2 separate regions of the Mus musculus genome follow, and region 2 is linked to region 1. Evidence: chromatin contacts called from ENCODE Hi-C or POLR2A ChIA-PET data. All regions are on one chromosome and are shown on one strand. Each heading gives the region's core, a stretch centred on a gene start or an enhancer-like site at or near the end of the contact. The rest is flanking DNA. Distances are from core to core; before and after follow the strand shown. Region 1 holds the start of Pdp2 (pyruvate dehyrogenase phosphatase catalytic subunit 2). Region 2 holds the start of Cdh16 (cadherin 16).

Region 1 (6,152 bases), core at 2,041-4,540:
AATGGCCGTGATTTCCTCTTAAACAAGTTAAATAAATTCCTGTTGATTTTATCTTGTATGAAATATGAAAAGGTTGGGAGTTTCCTTAGAAATGTAGGGGCTGGATTTTAAACCATAATAAATCGTTAGCAAAAAAGGGAAAAGAAACATTGCAATGTTCACTTCTGTCTCTTTACTAGAAATCGAAAGCATAGCAAAGTCCTACTGTACAGAGGCCTTACTCTCGAGGTTCCAATTTCTCAGGTCTGGCTACTCATTCAAAAGAAAGCAAAGCAATCGGGTGGTGGTAAAAGGGTATATAGGGGTTTAATCGATGTAGCCATGTTGCAAAGATGGAAATTGGAAATTTAGTCCATCTGCTGAGCACTGGCTTAGGCTTGAACTAGAGGAAGAGCTGAGGCAGGAGGTATGCATACATTAGCAATCCTGGTCCGGCTGTAGTTGGCTTGATTGTCTCTGTTCTGGTTCTGTAAGGTGGCTGGAAGTCCTTGTCCTTTAAGGTGACAATCTGATTCCTGTGAGGTCACTGCTTCTGGTTGAGGTTGGTCTATCTGTGAAGCTGTGCTAATCCTAAGAGTGAAGATGATTGCAGATCTAAGACCATGACTGAAAAGCTTGCCGCCACTTTTTGGAGGTCCGGAACAGGACGTTGTAAAAACTGCCAGTGAGGACCTAATGGGTTATATATCATTAGTTTCTTGTTGTTTGTTTGTTTGTCTGTCTGTTTTTGAAATGGGGGTCTCACTCTACAGTCCTGACTGTCCTAGAATTCACTCTGTAGACTAGGCTAGATTTGAACTCAGAGCACCTTGGAGTTCTGGGATTAAAGGCACCACCCTGGCTGCCTTTTGTGTCCAACTCAGAGATCTACCTGCCTCTGCCTCCCGAATGCTGTTATTAAAGGTGTGCACTAACACACCTGGTCCTCAAATAAATGTTTTATCAAAAGAAAAGGAAAGAAAGAAAGAAAGAAAGAAAGAAAGAAAGAAAGAAGAAAGGAAGAAAGAAAGAAAGAGAAAAAAGAAAGGAAGAAAGAAAGAAAGAGAAAAAAAAGAAAGAAAGAAAAAAGAAAGGAAGAAAGAAAGAAAGGGAGAAAAAGAAAGAGAGAAAGGAAGACTCTATGTTTTCAGACTTAGCAGGATGACATAACTTTTCTCAAGAATGTTCGGGGTGGGGGCCATCTGTGTGTATCTAAGAGTCAGCTCAGGACCAATCATATTTGTGGGCTGAACAACTAAAACTTCTTGCCTCAGTTAACTGAGGGAAGTTGGGAGCGGGAGAGGTGGTTTTCCCCTGACACTAACTGGTTGTCTAGTGTCAAATGGTCAGTCCTGAAAACATACATACAAGTAACATACAAACTGAGCAGATTATATTCAGGAATGTGCACGCGCATGCACGCACGCACGCACGCACACACACACACACACACACACACACACACACAGAGGCATGCAGTAACATTTAGTGAAAAAAAGAGGCCATGAATTTGAAGAAGGAGGCGTATGAGAGTTTGGAGGGAGGAAAAGGAAGGGAGAAATGTTGATTATATTCATTTCAAACTGCAGCAGCGACTTCCTGTCCCTGTTCTGAAGGATAACCTTCTATGCAATCAGATAAAGTATTTGTAAAACAAACTAAAAGTACAGCACAGTAAAGCATGCCTCTTTGTTCTCTCCTGCCCATTTACTTACTTGGTTTTTAGTATGGGCCTGAAAGAGACCCCACAGTGTCCAGAAGAAACTTAGTACAAATTCTGATTTACAACTTCCAGACAGGGTGCAGACCTATATAACACCCTCAGGGCTACTTCTGAGGCTGAGGCAGGAGGACATAAGTTCAAGATTGACTTTGACAACTTAGTGAGAATCTGTCTCAAGGCATAAAAAGGGGAAGGGGTAGGGTAGGATGGGAGGGGAGAGGGGGACAGGGTAGAGTAACGAAGATCTATCTATGATAGTGTTTGATAGTATTCAGGAGGCTCTAGGTTCAATCCTCAGTATCACAAAACCAAAGCAAAACCCAGAACAAAAACAGGGATTTAGCAAACGCCTTTAATCCCAGAATTTGGGAGGCAGAAGTAGGTGGATCTTTGTACATTGGAGACCAGCCGGTTCTACATAGCTAGTTCTAGACCAGCTAGGGCTACCTAGTGAGATGCTACCTCAAAAACACAAATAAAACAAAACACTCCCAAGCAACCACCTCCTTGAGAGGCCTGAGGCCCAGTAAGGGGACACATCACAGAAATACAGCAGGAACACTTTTACCTCAGACGTGACTTTGGGTAAACCAGCTTGCCTTTCTTTCCAGAGACAGCACTCTCAGACCTTTCTGCTATCTCTTATCTCTCTTTGACTTCAAGAAAGGACTCTACTGACTCACACATTATAAGGTGAAGACCAGACTCAGCTATTGTTAGGACCAGAAGGCAAGGAGGGAAAGCTCTGGACCTCTCTGGTTCTGGCTCTCCCAAGCTACCAACAAGTAAAGGTGCGGCTAACATCACTTGTCGCTAAGAGGCCAATGTAATTGAGAATTCAAAATGGTGGTTAGTAAGGAGCCAATGAACTCTTTAGATCAGAAATGTGAGTATTAGAAGGTTCCTTCTAGCTGTTTGTAAAGGAAGGAAAATCGGTTGGGACTAAGTGTAATTTGGAAGTAGGGGGCCTTAAAGGCTTTGGAGTCTGGCATTGGCAAATGGATGGGTGGGAAGGGACTTAGGAGGTGGGAATGACAGGATTAAAGTGTGTGACAGTAAGGGAAGCATCAAATTGACCCTGGTGTTTGGACTTGGGTCTTCTGGGGCCGGCGAAGCCATTGCTGGTTTAGGAAGAAAAGCAGGTTTGACTGGAAGATAAGGTCAGGGCAAGTAGAACCTAGAGTGTCCATAAAGCCTTCAAGATAGGTGTCCAAAGATAATAAAGATGTGGCACTTTGGAGAGAGGCTTGGAGGGAACGGAACAAAACCCGGGAGGAATCTATGTGAGAATGAACTGTAAAGAACTGGAGAGGTCTCTTGGTTCTGGCTTTGCAGGGTGTGGTGATAAGGGAAGCTTGGGGAAGAGCCCCACGTGACGACCTACTGGCGCAGCGGCTGCACAAAAGCCACGGGTAACCCCAGGGGGTAGAGTGCAGGGTGGCCCCTCCCGGCCCCGCCCCTCTGCCTTCCTTTTGCCCTCCTCATCCATTGGGTAATCTCAATGTCCGTCAAGGGCCCGCCTCCAAGGATAAGCCAATCAGGAATGGCGGGAGGGATATTTCTTTTGGTGCTGGTTCCTCGACTGGGGGCCTCTCCAGGGAAGTAAAACCCAGTCGCAGCAACCGCGGAACTGTGCTCAGGACCAGAGTGAGCCGAGAGGATCCGCCGAGTGCCAGCGGCGCCAGCTGGGGAGGAGAGGACGAGGATACGAGGTAAGGAAGGGGACGATTCGGGGTGCGGACGCCTTCCCTAGCCTAGTTTACGGGTACCTCAGGTGATGGGGCGGAGAGGGGGATGAGGTGAGAGGGCGGGACGAGCTGGCCCCTGGTCATGGTCACCCCACTCGCGCGCACGCGCCACGTGGGCCCGCGCACTGGTGGAGGAGACGACTGCTTAGCCGGTTCTCTGCACCAGCTTCCTTAGTACTGGAGCACCGGTGAGCTGGACGTCGCAACTGGATTCTTACACCTTGGAAAGCCAAGGCTCAGCCACTAAACGGGGGCTGGGATTTCTTAGAGCCTTGCGGTCCAGCCAAGAAATCAAGAGACTTGGTTTCTTTAGGGGTGCTAAATTCTTTCTGTCCCATTGGAGGCGAATGGTTTTCATTGCGCACAGCTGCCTGTCCTTTCTGCAGGGTCAAGGGGCGTCTGAGGCCATCTGCCCCTGTCCGACCTCATCTGTCCCAAGTTCAGCGGGATGGGTATTGGCTTTGGGAAATCGGTTTGACAGTGCGTTTATACCCTTTGACCTACTGGTTTTGGAAATAAGTAAGGGAAAGGTGACTGCAAATGCCATGTAATTTGGTACCAGGTTAGTGGAAACAAGCTCCAAGTCACCAGTAGTTGTGAATGTTTATGCCAAAAACCATAAATAGTACTATCACTGAAAACATTGCCTTTAATAGGAAATCATGTTCACAGTAGTTGGCCCAATGATATAAAAATCTGTACAGAATGTATCCCAAGGACAAAAATAGTGGCTCCCTCCTTTTGTTGATTTTTGAGACAGTTTCTCTGTGTACCTGGTCTCAAATTCTGCCTGCCTTTTCCTTCTAAGTGCTGGGATTAAAGGCGTGCACCCACACTCCCAGTTTCAACCCCCCCCCCCCATTCCCATGGGCTTACTTTGTCAAGCAAAGTAACAGTCTGCAATGTAGATCAGGCTGGCTTTGAACTCACAGATCAGCTTGCCTCTTCACCTTTGCTTCCGGAATTCTGGAATTAAAGGCGTGATAGCACTGTGACGGCTCAGAAGTGTCGTATTTTATTAAGTCTTTACAGAACGTTGTGAAATCTTGACATGGTGCACACACTTTTAATCTCATGAGGTATTGAGAACGTCAGAGCAGGCAGATCTCTGATTTTGAGGACAGCTTGACCTACACAGTGAATTTCATGCTGGCCAGGGTGACAAAGTAAGACCTTGTCTCAAAACAAAACAACAATGACCAATACAAATTACACAGGAATTCTGTGAGACCAGCAACTGATGGCTAATTCTAGCTACCCTGGAATCTGAGGCAGGAGGATCTAAAGTTCAAGGCTAAGTGTGAAAGAGGGCTGGGGATGTAGCTCAGTGGTAGATCAAATAGAAGAGACCTTGTGTTCAGTCCCCAGTGATGAATAAAACAACAATAATAAAACAAAACCTAACCACGTATTGCCGGTGAGACACAGTATGCTAAGTAGCTAGAGTCAGTGGGGCTTCAAAAACACCATATCGAGATAATATTGATGATATTTATATATAATATATTAATGTAATATATATAATGTATACCAGGTACAGGCCTGGACTCAGGACAGCCGCTAGTCAGCAGCTACATGACTGGAATTCATGGGGTAGGTAGATTCCTTGGGGGAACAGATACAAAAGGGAAAACTTAAATACTGCAAGGGAGACTGAACAAAGGACGTAGATAGTAGGCTCTGGCCTGAGGAACGGTTTAGAAAGGAAAAGGAGGCACAAGTTGGCTGGCAGGAAGGCCGGAAGCTCTCTATAAAATCAGAGAGCGCATTAGCAAAAGTGATGTTCTAGCAGTTTAGTATTTTTAATAACTTGAACTTTGAAGCTTTTATAAACTCTTGAAATTTCAGGCTGAAAAAACACTCCACCTCCACCTGCCACTTGTTTCAGAATGTCAAGTACTGTGTCCTACTGGATCTTCAATTCTGCAAGGAATCGTATTGCTCTTTTACGAGGTGGGAGACGCCTATACTCAAGGGCTGCCACGAGTAGGAACCTGCTGAAGTGGAGGCCCTTTTCTCCGGCATTGGCATCATCAGCCCTCAAGTGTGGTTCTCCACCTGGTGGCTTTGCCCTGCGGAAAGCCTACAGACACACATCAACCGAGGAAGAGGATTTCCACCTACAGCTCAGCCCCGAACAGGTCAGTGACCTGCTCCGAGCTGGCGAGTCATCCCACAAGGTCCTTGATTTCAACAACGGAGTACCAAATTCAGTGTTAAGGTTCGAGAGCAACCAGCTGGCTGCCAATTCCCCTGTGGAGGACCGGCAAGGTGTGGCTACCTGCGTCCAAACGAATGGGATGATGTTCGGTATTTTTGATGGACACGGGGGCCACGCGTGTGCGCAAGCGGTGAGTGAGAGGCTTTTCTACTACATGGCGGTGTCCCTGATGTCCCATCAGACCTTGGAGCAGATGGAGGAAGCAACGGAAAACATGAAGCCTTTGCTGCCCATCCTGCGTTGGCTCAAGCACCCCGGAGATAGTATTTATAAGGACGTCACGTCCGTGCATCTGGACCACCTCCGTGTCTATTGGCAGGAGCTCCTTGACCTGCATATGGAAATGGGGCTGAGCATTGAAGAAGCATTGATGTACTCCTTCCAGAGACTGGATTCTGACATCTCGCTAGAAATCCAGGCTCCTCTGGAAGATGAGGTAACGAGAAACTTATCCCTCCAGGTTGCTTTCTCTGGGGCAACA
Region 2 (6,152 bases), core at 1,926-4,425, 33 kb after region 1:
TCTATCCCTAACTTGTACCTCTGATCAAACTCCCAGAAGTAGATCTAACTTGATACCATGCCTGAGGCATCTTAACTACAGATCCTTCATCCGTTCCCATCTGGTCCCTATCCATCCCATCCCTAAGCTTGCCACGTATAACCCAGCCTCGGCCTCTGCCTAGAACTTCCTCTTCTCTTCTATCTCAGCTCCAGCCCACCCATCCCTTATAGCTCAGAGGCCCCTTTCCCAGCATTCCCTGACCCTCCCTCCTTCAAACCGAGTTCATGCTTACCACTGGGACTAAGAGCCAGAGCCCCTAGGTGAGGGTCCAGCTGGAACATGTCTGGTAAAGGCTGAGGTGGGGACTGGCTCAGAATGTGGAAGCGAAGGTCGGAGTTAGCTGTGCCTGGTGCATCCCCATCAGAAGCCTCAAGGAAGAGGAAGGGGACCCCTGGGGTGGGGATACATTGTAAGGGATGGTGGGGACAGAAGGTCTTCTGTATCTACCTCTCTCTTCTCAGAGCTTCTTCTGTGCTCATTACTGTATCAGGGTTCAGGAAGGGAGCCTGTTTTTCATCCCAATTCACAAATGAGACCCAAAGTTGACAGAACCATTAACGGAGTTGGAGGGTACAGAATGGGACAAACTCGGGGGACAGCTAGAATCTTGCAGATTTGTCATCGGCAACTGTCTCTTTACTGTCTGATGTCTTATCAATGTTTGCCTGTATTCACCACACTTCGGTTGCCTATGTCACTTACCAGGCCTGGTGCCCTGGCTCAGCTGAGCTCTGTAGATGGCCTGGGAGAATTGGGGTACCTGGTCATTCTCATCTTTCACATGCACAGTCACAAGCTGTGGACCCCACAAGATACGTCCATCCTCAGACTCCAAGGTGACCTGGTAGGAAAGGGTAATTGGTTCCCAACTCTGTCTTGCCTGCTTGCCTTGTGCCTCACTCTGTCATACCTGTAGTTGGTATTCTGCTTTCTCTTCCCGGTCCAGGGTCCTTGTCGCCACTAGAAAGCCAGAGTCTGTGTCCACAGCAAAGGTGTTTTGATCTGCCGTGTTTGAGTCTCCTGATAGGACAATGTGGCCTTCATCTCTCCCCAGGGGTAGTGGTAGCTGGTGGGAGAAAACAGACAAAAGAACTAGGAGCCAGGGTTAGACTCAGTGGTTTCTCAACCTGTGGGTTGTGACCCCCAACAGGGTTCATATCAATATCCTGCATGTCATCTATTTACCTTATGATCCCTAACAGTGGCCAAATTACAGTTATGAAGTAGCAAAATCATTTTATGGTTGGGGGAGGGTCACCACAACATGGAACTGTATGAAAGGGTTGCAGCCTTAGGAAGGTTAAGAACCACTGGGCTAGGGGATACCACTTTTAACTACAGACTCCATTTTAAATATGGGGAAACTGAGTCTCAGAAGGAGCTGGCACCTGCATTTGATCTCAAATCTGGTAGGTCTTCAAAGGAGGAAATTTCCCTCTAATACCTGACATCCCCCATGCTCCCTGACACCCTCCTTCCAAAACTGGAACATAGTGGAACAAGGTCTCACGATGTGGCCTAGGCTGGCATCAAACTCTTCATCCTCTCCAGTGCTAGGATGAGCGGCACCTGCTGCCACACCCAGTACCACCCGTTTCTGTTCTTTAACTCAAAGCTCAGCTCTTCTCTGGGACTAAAATCTTGTTAGTTGCTTACACTAATCCATGCACTGTCTAGGAAGCAAGACTCATAGGAGATTCAAATCAGGGAAGAGAACTGGACCAATTGGCAGGAGAAGCATGGTATTGGGGGGGGGATGGGAAGCCACCCCACATTCCGGCTTACCTTGAGTATGTAAAAAGGGAAATTTCCACCATAGTTTTCAGGGACTTCTGTGTGCAGGCTTTCTGCAGGCTGGGCCTCAGTGGTGAAAGCCTGTGGGGGAAGTTCTTACCGTGTTCCTTAGACACAGACTCCTTCTCCCTGACCCACCAGATCTTAGTCTGTCCGCCCCCTGGTCTTAGGCTTCCTGCTTCCATAGCAGGCCCATAGTTATGACTTTGAACTCACAACTCCCATACTACTCTTATGGCCAGTGTCAGGAGTCTAGTGGGACTGGGGACATGGGTGCTAACCCCTAAGTTTGAGATCTGAAGAAAGAGACAGGGCCCAACTCACCTGAATAACAGAGAGGTAAAGTAGCCACGGCCGGGCAGAGATCATGGTCAAGGCAGACCTGAGGGACATGGGAATGAGAATTTAGGTCAGAAGGTCAAGAAGAAGGGTTCTACCCTGTATATACAGGCAGAGGGACCTCAGTATGGACTAGTCTCCTCCCTGCATGTTGCAAATGTTCAGCTTCTCAGTCAGTCCAAGTAAGGCCCAACAATCCTGCTTCTTCGATCTTGCTCTTATAAACAGCACCATAGAGGTTTTCACTTCCAAACCCCTTTCTCCTTCTTGCCATCTCCCCCCACCCCTCATTAGCACCCAGATTCCCAAAGTGACAATTATTCAGCAGGCCACCAATCACAGAAATTAGCAACTGGACAGACAGCTATCATTTCTGAGGACAGAGTTCCGTGCTTCATGTAAGGCCTGAATGGCAGGGCCTGACCAAGGTCACAGAGGATTCCACACAAGACGATTCCTTCAGCAACAGAAGACTTGTAGCTCAGGCCTTGGGGCCTATTGAGTTTCTCAGTGCCACCCTCCAGATACCAGACTGCCCCTAATGCAGAAACTTTTGCAGATCTCAGCAGGAAGTTAAGAATGTGCAATGTTAACACACACACACACACACACACACACACACACACACACACACACACACACACGACTGCAAGATGGATCCCTGAATATTCTTACCCAGATATCTGAAGGATAGGGCAGTGCCCCTACTCCCAACCTCAGTCCTACCCACCCAAGAGCTCTCAGGCACTCACCTTCAGATGCCCAAAGCCTCTCCCTTGGTCCAGTTTCCAGGAGAAAGGAATCCTTCTTCAGGGAGCTCTGGCAAATTTGGCTTAGGTGGGGCGAGGCAAGGTGGACACTTGAGCAGGTAGGCGGTCTGGCCGTGCTTGCTCAGGAGTGGAAAATGCCACCGGGGCCCACAGGAGCAGGCCTGGCCCCGCCTAGTCCCCCCAAGTTACTTATTGACTTTGGAGAGCCAGATCTGCTCAGCATCCGTGACTGCCAGCCCTAGGAGGTGGGCAGCTCTTGGTCTGTCACTGCCCCCTTGACACAGCCCAATGAGCACTTGCTGGCCCTCTGGGCTTAGACATAACTTCTGTGTGTGTGTGTGTGTGTGTGTGTGTGTGTGTTCAGACTTGGCTCCCACTTCTCCTCTGTGCAGTGGCATCTGTAGCCAGATCTCTCCAGATATTGTTCCTTGTGCCTGGAATGCTCTTCCCACCTTTCTACAGGACAGTAAGTACCTGCTTACGCTTTAGCAACAAGCACTAATAACCCCTTCTTCAGGAAAGCCCTTACATTCACAGGCTGGATTAGGCTCCCCCACTCCATACCATGAACTGCCTCTACGGATGCCCAGAAGACACCAGCTTGTTTCTCACGTATTAGCTTCGGAGTTCCTCTGAGTAGGCTATGACCTTGTCCTGCCCCAAGTGGCCCGTGGAGCTAAGGAAAGGACTGGGAGTGTAACCCAAAGGGCAGCTGACCCCAAGTGTGTGTTCGGAGCTCTAGAACATTCATCAGTGAGACCAGTGGGTGGGACAGAAGCCTAGAGGTCCCCCTGAAGCTCTCCTAGCCTCACATGGTCTCCTGAACACAGATAAGGGTGAGGCTCTGACCTGTCTCATGTCTCTAAGCAGAAAAGAGAAGACCGAGCCAGCTCAGGTGACTTTGAGGGAGTTACAGGGCTGACCAGGGCCTCCTCACCTCCCCCTGTAAGGCCTGAAAGGCAGACCCAGCAGAAACCTTGTTTTCTGGGAATCTCAGATGAGGGTACAGAGTATGAAGACCCTGGTCTCCCTCCTCTCACTTTCCTTCCATGTTTTGGGGTCTCCCCCGAGGACTGCTCATGGTATATCTGGTCAGCATTCCAGATGGAAGCGGGACTGGGACAAGCTGAGTGTCTGTTTTAGGATCACTGAGGCACTGAGCCTAGGTTAGTGCTATATGTGGGGTTGTTGAAGGAGGTCTCACACATACTGAGTGCCTACTAACCAGCACCCAGAACTTCTGTGAGCACATATCGCTGCTATCCCACCCACTCATTCTGAAGAGGGAACTGTCCCCTTGTCATACCCCTCTGGGGTACAGAGAGGCTAAGCCGTTTGCCCAAGGCGCCTGGGTTTCTTTTTCAGGTTTGGGGACCTTCCCATGGCAGAGCAAGCTTTCCTCATCTCTCTCTCTCTCCCTCTCTCCCTCTCCCTCTCCCTCTCCCTCTCCCTCTCCCTCTCCCTCTCCCTCTCCCTCTCCCTCTCCCTCTCCCTCTCCCTCTCTCTCTCTCTCTCTCTCTCTCTCTCTCTCTCTCTCTCTCTGTGTGTGTGTGTGCGCACACACACACACAGTAGAAGCTTTGAGCAGTTACTTCCTGGGGGAGGATGTGGGGGGGTCTCCGAGGTTCCCTTGAACACACATTGAGGAACTACGATCTTCAAACATCTTTTTGATATTGAGTGAGGTGTAACAGGGTTCTAACTAGGTCTCAAGGGCTCCCAAGAGTTTGTGGAATGAAGAAACACGTGGGCCCTTGCCTCAGGCTACCTCTTGGCTTTGGAAATGAACAGACCTATATATATCAGTCCCCACTCTGCCACTTCCTCTCATCAGCAAGTGGCCATGTTAGCTTCTGAAAACATGTTCAGGAGCCTTCCTTATTCATGGAGAATACACTCTAAGACCCCCAGTGGAGGGATAATACTAAACTGTCTATATATGCTATTTCTTCCAATATATGCCTTTTCACTTAAATGAAGCCCTTTATAGCCTCTCTTTGGCATATATAAATTACCCATGCCACTACCCTGTAAAGGTTGTCAGATGACTAGCACTGCGATACTACAGAGCTGATCTGATAGCTGAGATGTCTTCTAGGTGACTAACAGGTGGGTAGCATATACACCGTGGACACTCTTGACAAGGGCTGATTCATATCCTGGGTGAGACAGAACTGGATGGCTCAGGATTAAATCATGTTACTCAGATCATCATCCGATTTAAAAGTTAGGAATTCTTGATTCCTGGCATTTTCCTTTTCAAATTTTCAGACTGTGATCAATCAAGGGTAACTAAAACCACACACACACACACACACACACACACACACACACACACACACACACACACAGGTAAACTCCTTTGCTGTCATCCATGTCAAGAAAGATGAAGGGGGCGTGAGGAGATGACTCAGTAAAGATTAAGGACCTGGGTTCAGATTCCCATGTAAAAGTCAGGTAAAGTTCTTGGAATCCCAGCCCCGGGGAAGTGGAGCTAGGAGGATCCAGGATAGCTGGTTAGCCAGTTTATCCAATTGCTAAGCTACAGATTCGATGAGAGGCCCTGTTTCAAAGAATACTGTGGGAAGTGATTGGGGAAGATGCCTGGCAGCCACCTTTAGTCTCCAAATACACACCAGTCTGTGTTCATGCAAACACAGCTGTAGCACACACAGAGAAACAGATACAGAGCAAAGGAAGGAAAGAGGGAGAGAGAAAGAGTCTCAAAGGAGAGCTGGCCTGGTGGGAAGGCCTATAATCTCAGCTACCCAGGAGGCCAAGATTTGAGGATTGCAAGTTCTAGGCCAACCTGGGCAATTTAGAGAGAGCCTATCTTAAAACAAATTGGCAAGCCGGGCGTGGTGGCGCACTCCTTTAATCCCAGCACTCGGGAGGCAGAGGCAGGTGGATTTCTGAGCTCGAGGCCAGCCTGGTCTACAAAGTGAGCTCCAGGACAGCCAGGGCTATACAGAGAAACCCTGTATCGAAAAACCAAAAAAAAAAAAAAAAAAAAAAAAAAAAAAAAAAAAAAAAATAAATAAATAAATAAATAAAAAAAAAAAAAAACGAATTGGCTGTGGCTGAGGATGTAGCTAAGTGTTAATGAGCTTGTCTACAATGGGTGAGGCTCCAGTTTCTGTTTTTTTTTTTTTTTTAAAGTAATACAGGGCAAGTCATATACTCAATTTCTAGGAGGGCCTGGGTGGG

What was found. A loop is a pair of places that touch in the nucleus more often than their neighbours do. ChIA-PET counts read pairs that join two places held with the same protein, here RNA polymerase II (POLR2A).
Region 2: POLR2A ChIA-PET joins it to region 1 with 33 read pairs in Patski. The contact joins the promoter of Cdh16 here to the promoter of Pdp2 in region 1. A Hi-C loop is called at or near these places in 1 of 37 maps with a recorded cell type or tissue (heart). POLR2A ChIA-PET finds 5 or more read pairs at or near these places in 1 of 5 experiments (Patski).

Annotation. Positions count from the first base shown.
Region 1 is chr8:104,588,182-104,594,333 of GRCm38, forward strand. It overlaps Pdp2 (pyruvate dehyrogenase phosphatase catalytic subunit 2), which reads left to right and starts at 3,291. Exons shown (of 2, transcript NM_001024606.2): 1 at 3,291-3,414; 2 at 5,299-6,152. The coding sequence starts at 5,340.
Region 2 is chr8:104,621,221-104,627,372 of GRCm38, forward strand. It overlaps Cdh16 (cadherin 16), which reads right to left and starts at 3,176. Exons shown (of 18, transcript NM_007663.3): 1 at 2,928-3,176; 2 at 2,161-2,218; 3 at 1,828-1,917; 4 at 953-1,108; 5 at 745-883; 6 at 275-433. The coding sequence starts at 2,205. Gm51588 (a long non-coding RNA gene) reads left to right here and starts at 3,149. Exons shown (of 2, transcript XR_003947593.1): 1 at 3,149-3,411.